Linked DNA regions of Mus musculus: region 2 is linked to region 1. A link is a contact called in ENCODE Hi-C or POLR2A ChIA-PET data. All regions are on one chromosome and are shown on one strand. The core of a region is the stretch at or near the end of the contact, and the rest is flanking DNA. Distances in the headings are between cores, read along the strand shown. Region 1 holds the start of Slc12a6 (solute carrier family 12, member 6). Region 2 holds the start of Arhgap11a (Rho GTPase activating protein 11A).

Region 1 (2,540 bases), core at 21-2,520:
ACCACTTCCTTGAGTGAATTCAGTTACTTTAAATACTCTATAAAAACATAAATTTCAAAAAATAATTTTATGACACCCAACTGAATCTGCAAAAGAATCCAGTAAGACACAAGATGTAACAACCTGCCTTAAACGCTGACTTAGGAGTCAAAGCCCCAAAGCTCTCTAGAAAGCGCATATCCAGCCCATTAAAATTTTAGTTTAGAACTTTTTTTGTGTGTTGTAAAAGATTTAATTTTTTAAAAATAGTCATTTTAATTAGAAATAAGACAGAAATAAGGAAACCAAAATAGACATTTCCTTGCCCTCTTGCCAGCTACTTTCCCACGCCAAAAAGACTACTGCAGTGACCTACTAACTGTCGCTATTATTCCCACACTCGTAAGCATCACAGAAACGTGGGCCTTAATTTATGATTATAAAATTAGGGTAGTTAGCCAACATGGACAACCCAAGGGTTGAAACACCCGGCTCTCTGAGTCTCTACTTACCCTCCGTAACATCCTGGGGATTAGAAGTCCGGTCACTGGAAGGATCTAGGGCAACAGTTGCCAGAGAAGTAGTAGCCCCAGACAGTTCGCTCATAGGCTCACTACGGCTTGTTTCTGGCACACTTTCTCGGGAGCTAAATCTTACTCGAGAACTAGACCGAGAGCTGAGGTCCGGGCTGGTGTCTGACAAACCTGGAATGTCATCAATCTTAGTTGGTGTCACCATGAACCGAACTGAGGACATCTTGGTGGTGGCTTCTGGTGGATGCATTTTCCCCCCCCTTTCCTTTTTGACAAAGAAAAAAGGAAAAGCTCACAAAAACTCTTCCTCCTACACTAGCTACTTCTGATTGCAAAAATAGAAGGGGAAAAAAAACCAAAAACCCTCAATTACCCTGATTTACAGCCCACAAAGGCCCAATTAAGAATCCGTGTATAGAATTCAAGCCAGCTGTTTTATAAAGTGCCCCACCAGTAACTGAAAAATAATTTTCGAGAAAACAAAATAAGAACAAAACGATGCTAATCCTGTATAACTTGGTTCTTTCAGAATCCTAGCTATCTCCCCTGGTCCAGGGCTGAGGGCTCCGTGCCATGATCTCACAGCAGCTGGTGACGCCTCCCTCTGCTCAACCCCCAGGGTCCGGATGAGGTAGTTAGTCCTTTATCTGCCGAGTGTCCCACGGTTCTAGCTGAGGACGGAGCATGCAGGCCCACCCTTATCAGGCGTATAAGAGCGTGGATCAGATTGCGCAAAGGTGTGCACCAGCCACCTGTTGTGTATCAGGTGAATACCCCACAGGTCTGGCTGGGAGGAGGTGTGTGCTGAGCCACCCGATGTTTTTGAGGTCGATAATCCACTTGGGTCTGGTGGGAGAGATGCGCATGCATAACGGGAAAATACCCCCACACTACAGGAAGGAGAAAGAGGAGAGCCACGAGAGGATGCCGAAGCAGAGTGGATTCCTGCCTCCCAGAGGTCTCGTCCTGGCAAAGGAGCTGGAGGCGGCGGCTAGCGGATCAGGGCAGCTCCCACTGCAGGGTCGTGGCAGGTCGTGGCGAGTCCCTCAAGCCCACGACCGCTCGCCGTGTTTGCACTGCGTGTGACAGGACGCGCTTTCCTCCCGGGGCCCGTTAGCCTCTCGCCGGCTTTCCTTGGGTCTCGGCGGAGGGAGAAGACGGCCAGGCAGGCTGGTCCCGGCTACGGAGGAGGTCGCAGGTGCGGGAGCCCGCGCCAGCTGATGCGGGTGCGCGCGCAGCTGTTGTTTACTAGCCGCTAACCGTTCCGGAGCCGCGGCGCGCAGGAGGCCCCCTCCCCGGCAGACGCCCGAGGCCGTTACGTGACCTCGCCGCCCCCCGCCCCGGGCGCGGCGGGCTGTGCCCGCGCCGCCGCAGCCCTCCCCTTTCCGCCCCTCTCGTTCCTCATTCGAGGTTAACCGTCCGGAGAAGTCTGGGGAGCTAGAGGGCGGCGCCGTCCTGCGGCCGGGCAACAGCAGCCCCGCCCGGAGCATGCAGCGCGGGAGACAGAGGGCACCACGCCTGCGCGGACCGGCGACTCTCACGTGGAGCACGACGGGAACTGTAGTCCGCCCTAGGGTCTGAACGCGTGTGGCGAGCTGCTTTTTCCTCACCTGTGCTCCACGTACTCAGTATGCTGCTTAGAGGCACTCAGTGAACACTGACCCGCGAACCGCAAGGGTCATCTCTAAAAGCTCTCTGGAAACCTTAACTCTATGGCACCCAAACCTCCCATTACGGTATCTAGTTACCTTAGATGTGACCTCTGTAAAAATTCAGTTGTCTTTTCTAAGACACCTGTATCTTGTTCATCATTATGGGCTACTTTCCCCTTTCTTGTTCATATCCTTTTGAAACTGCAAGCCAGGCTTAAATTTCCATTAAAGAGAACTTATACAGACATGGAGAAGACATTGGGATATCTGCTCTGCAACATTTCCAGGATTTGACCCACTTTATTAACACTAGAATGTTTATTTAATTCGTCAAGGTGTTTTAATAACTTTCAGTTCAACCATGTTTTACTTGAAA
Region 2 (2,540 bases), core at 14-2,513, 1.6 Mb before region 1:
CCATGGATGGCACCACTCACAATGGGATGGGTCTTCCCCATCAATTACTTAGTAAGAAAATACCCTACAGCTGGAACGTGTGGCATTTTCCTCACTTGAGGTTCCCTCCCTTCAGATAATTTTAGCTTGTGTCAAGGTGACATAAAAACTATCCAGTGCATACATACATGGATGTAAATAGAAAGCACTATTTAATATTCAAAAGCTAACCTAAGCACCTTAAAAGGAATTCTTAGCCATCGAAGAACCAGAACAACGTGGCCTAGAGAAGGATATACACAACATAAGTTATTTTTATAGTTATGACTGAATGCATACACATTCTCTCTCTCTCTCTCTCTCTCTCTCTCTCTCTCTCTCTCTCATGTGTGTGTGTGTGTGAGAGAGAGAGAGAAAGAGAGAGAGAGAGAGAGAGAGAGAGAGAGAGAGAGAGAGAGAGAGAGAGAGAGTAGGATTACTGGTGTTTGGAAAAGGAAAGGCAGCTCTGGGAAACAAGAGGAGAAGGTGATGTCATGCATTTAAATCAGACAGCTGAGGTTTCAGTAATGGCAATGGCAAACAGGACTTCTGGTCCTTTAACCAAGTCCCACAGAGGTAAACTATTGCTGCAGCTGCCTCCTACAGCTCCGTATTCCTCCACTACTCTCTCGTGACAAGTCATCTTTGTTGTGCTTAATTACCTTAATTACCTTATGTAAGAAAATTTAATAATACCACCAGTCTCCCAAAGAAGGACCAATGGCTCACAGTTCCAATTCCCTTCTAAGACCTTGGGTCCGGGTCTCAAAAACAAAACAAAACAAACAACAACAACAACAACAACAAACGGCGTTTGTGATTCATAACTAAACTTGACTCCTCCCGCCTTCCGTAGAATCGGTTTTCCCTATGACGGGACCTTTAGCTTTAGTGGAGAAATGAAAGGGCGGAAGTGGGGGGAGGTTATGAGCTGTCTATTCGGATCTCCGAAGTATATTGTCCGAAGAGCAAAGCAAACATATTTGAACACGTTTTTGACATTTTTCTTCCAAAGAAATAGGCAAAGAGAAAGAGGAACTCACTCTCTTCACATTTCTTAACCCTGATCTCAACGCTCGCTGTGCTTTCGGCTTTGCCGGAACCTTTTAGACAGGCAGCTCCTGGCCACCCCAAAGGGTCCTCATTTTGAAAACAGGAGCGGGCCAATCGGATGCGGAGCGCTGTTTGGCGCTGGCATTTGAGCCACTGCTCAGGTGCGGTCGCGTCGGGTCTGATGTGTGCCGAGAAGGTGGGGCGCTGGCGGAGCCGAGTCACTAAGCTTTAGCGGGCCGGGGCCACAGGCAAGGCTGATGGGCTAGGGGAAAGGCTGCGTGTGAGACGGGGTGACGGCGGGGACCAGCCCGGGCAGGGACCGGGACTGGGGATCCCTGAGCAGCCGGCTGGCCCGGCTGGAGGGAGTAGCTTAAGGTTGCATTTCCATCTCAAGAAATCAGAGCGGGGAAGGCCACCCTGCGGGGAAGAGGATAAGTGGAAGTGTCCGGAAGCGAGAAACTAGCTGCAGGCGTTAGTCTGGGGAAACGGAAGAGTCAGAAAAAAGGGAAGTTTGTGGAAGTAACTGACAGGGCTGAGCGACCCGGAAAGAAGGCTGGTGGAAGTGAAACAAGAGTGAAGAGAGGCGCGAGAGAAGAAGGTCTGTGTAAGTGGATCGAGGGAAAGTGGAGGAAGAGTGCCAGAGGTGGCTGGAAGGCAGCGGAGCAGAGCGAGCCTGAGGGCGTTTGGCAAGTGGAAGAGTTGGTTGGTGGCAAAGAAAGTCAGGACCCGGAGTCGGCCTCGGAGAGTAGGCGACGTGTTCGGGATGTGGGATCAGAGACTGGTCAGATTGGCCCTGCTGCAGCAGCTTCGAGCTGTCTATGGCATTAAGGTCAAGGGTGGCCGCGGTCAGTGCGATCGCAGGAGACATGAAACTGCAGCTACGGAAATAAAGGTAAGTTACAACGTGTTGGGACAAGGGCATACCCATTTTATTCTGGATAAGAAAGACACGTGGTTAGAATGCAGTCTCGGTGGTGATGATCAGACGTGCCTCCCTATGTTGCCGTGGGTTTTTGTTTTGTTTTACAGTGCTAGGAATAGGATACCAGGCTCCCTACTTAAATACTGTGCCACCGATCTGGTAATCTGTCGTGTTTTAAACAAGCAGTATGTGGGGGAGGGGAACACACTATCCTGTCAGGCTGGGGTGGGCAGTCAGAACATTTCAAACGAATCATTAGGGAGACAGTCAGGCCAAGTTTAGAAATAGGCTTCATAGGATCCTTCTGTATCCAGCAATTTACGAAGAGGCCTGCTGCCCGACATTTTCGCAGTTTCTGATCTCTTTAGCAGAGTAGACATTACCCACCCAACATCAACATTTGTCCTTGACAAAACAAAGCTGTTTTTTTAACAAGCAAATTGAGAAACCAGAGTTGGTTGAAGTTTTTTGTTTTGTGTTGTTTTAATCACTCACTTTTGCTAAAGTCTCAGGATCCTCACCTCCACCCCCTGCTCCCCAGTTACTT

What was found. Hi-C counts contacts between places; a loop is a spot of excess contacts on that map. ChIA-PET counts read pairs that join two places held with the same protein, here RNA polymerase II (POLR2A).
Region 2: a map of v-Abl transformed pro-B cells shows a loop between it and region 1 (5-fold over the local background). The contact joins the promoter of Arhgap11a here to the promoter of Slc12a6 in region 1. A Hi-C loop is called at or near these places in 1 of 37 maps with a recorded cell type or tissue (v-Abl transformed pro-B cells). POLR2A ChIA-PET finds 5 or more read pairs at or near these places in 1 of 5 experiments (embryonic stem cell).

What each region holds. Positions count from the first base shown.
Region 1 is chr2:112,265,044-112,267,583 of GRCm38, reverse strand. Slc12a6 (solute carrier family 12, member 6) reads right to left here and starts at 1,270. Exons shown (of 25, transcript NM_133649.2): 1 at 492-1,270. The coding sequence starts at 762.
Region 2 is chr2:113,847,384-113,849,923 of GRCm38, reverse strand. It overlaps Arhgap11a (Rho GTPase activating protein 11A), which reads left to right and starts at 1,263. Exons shown (of 12, transcript NM_181416.3): 1 at 1,263-1,963. The coding sequence starts at 1,835.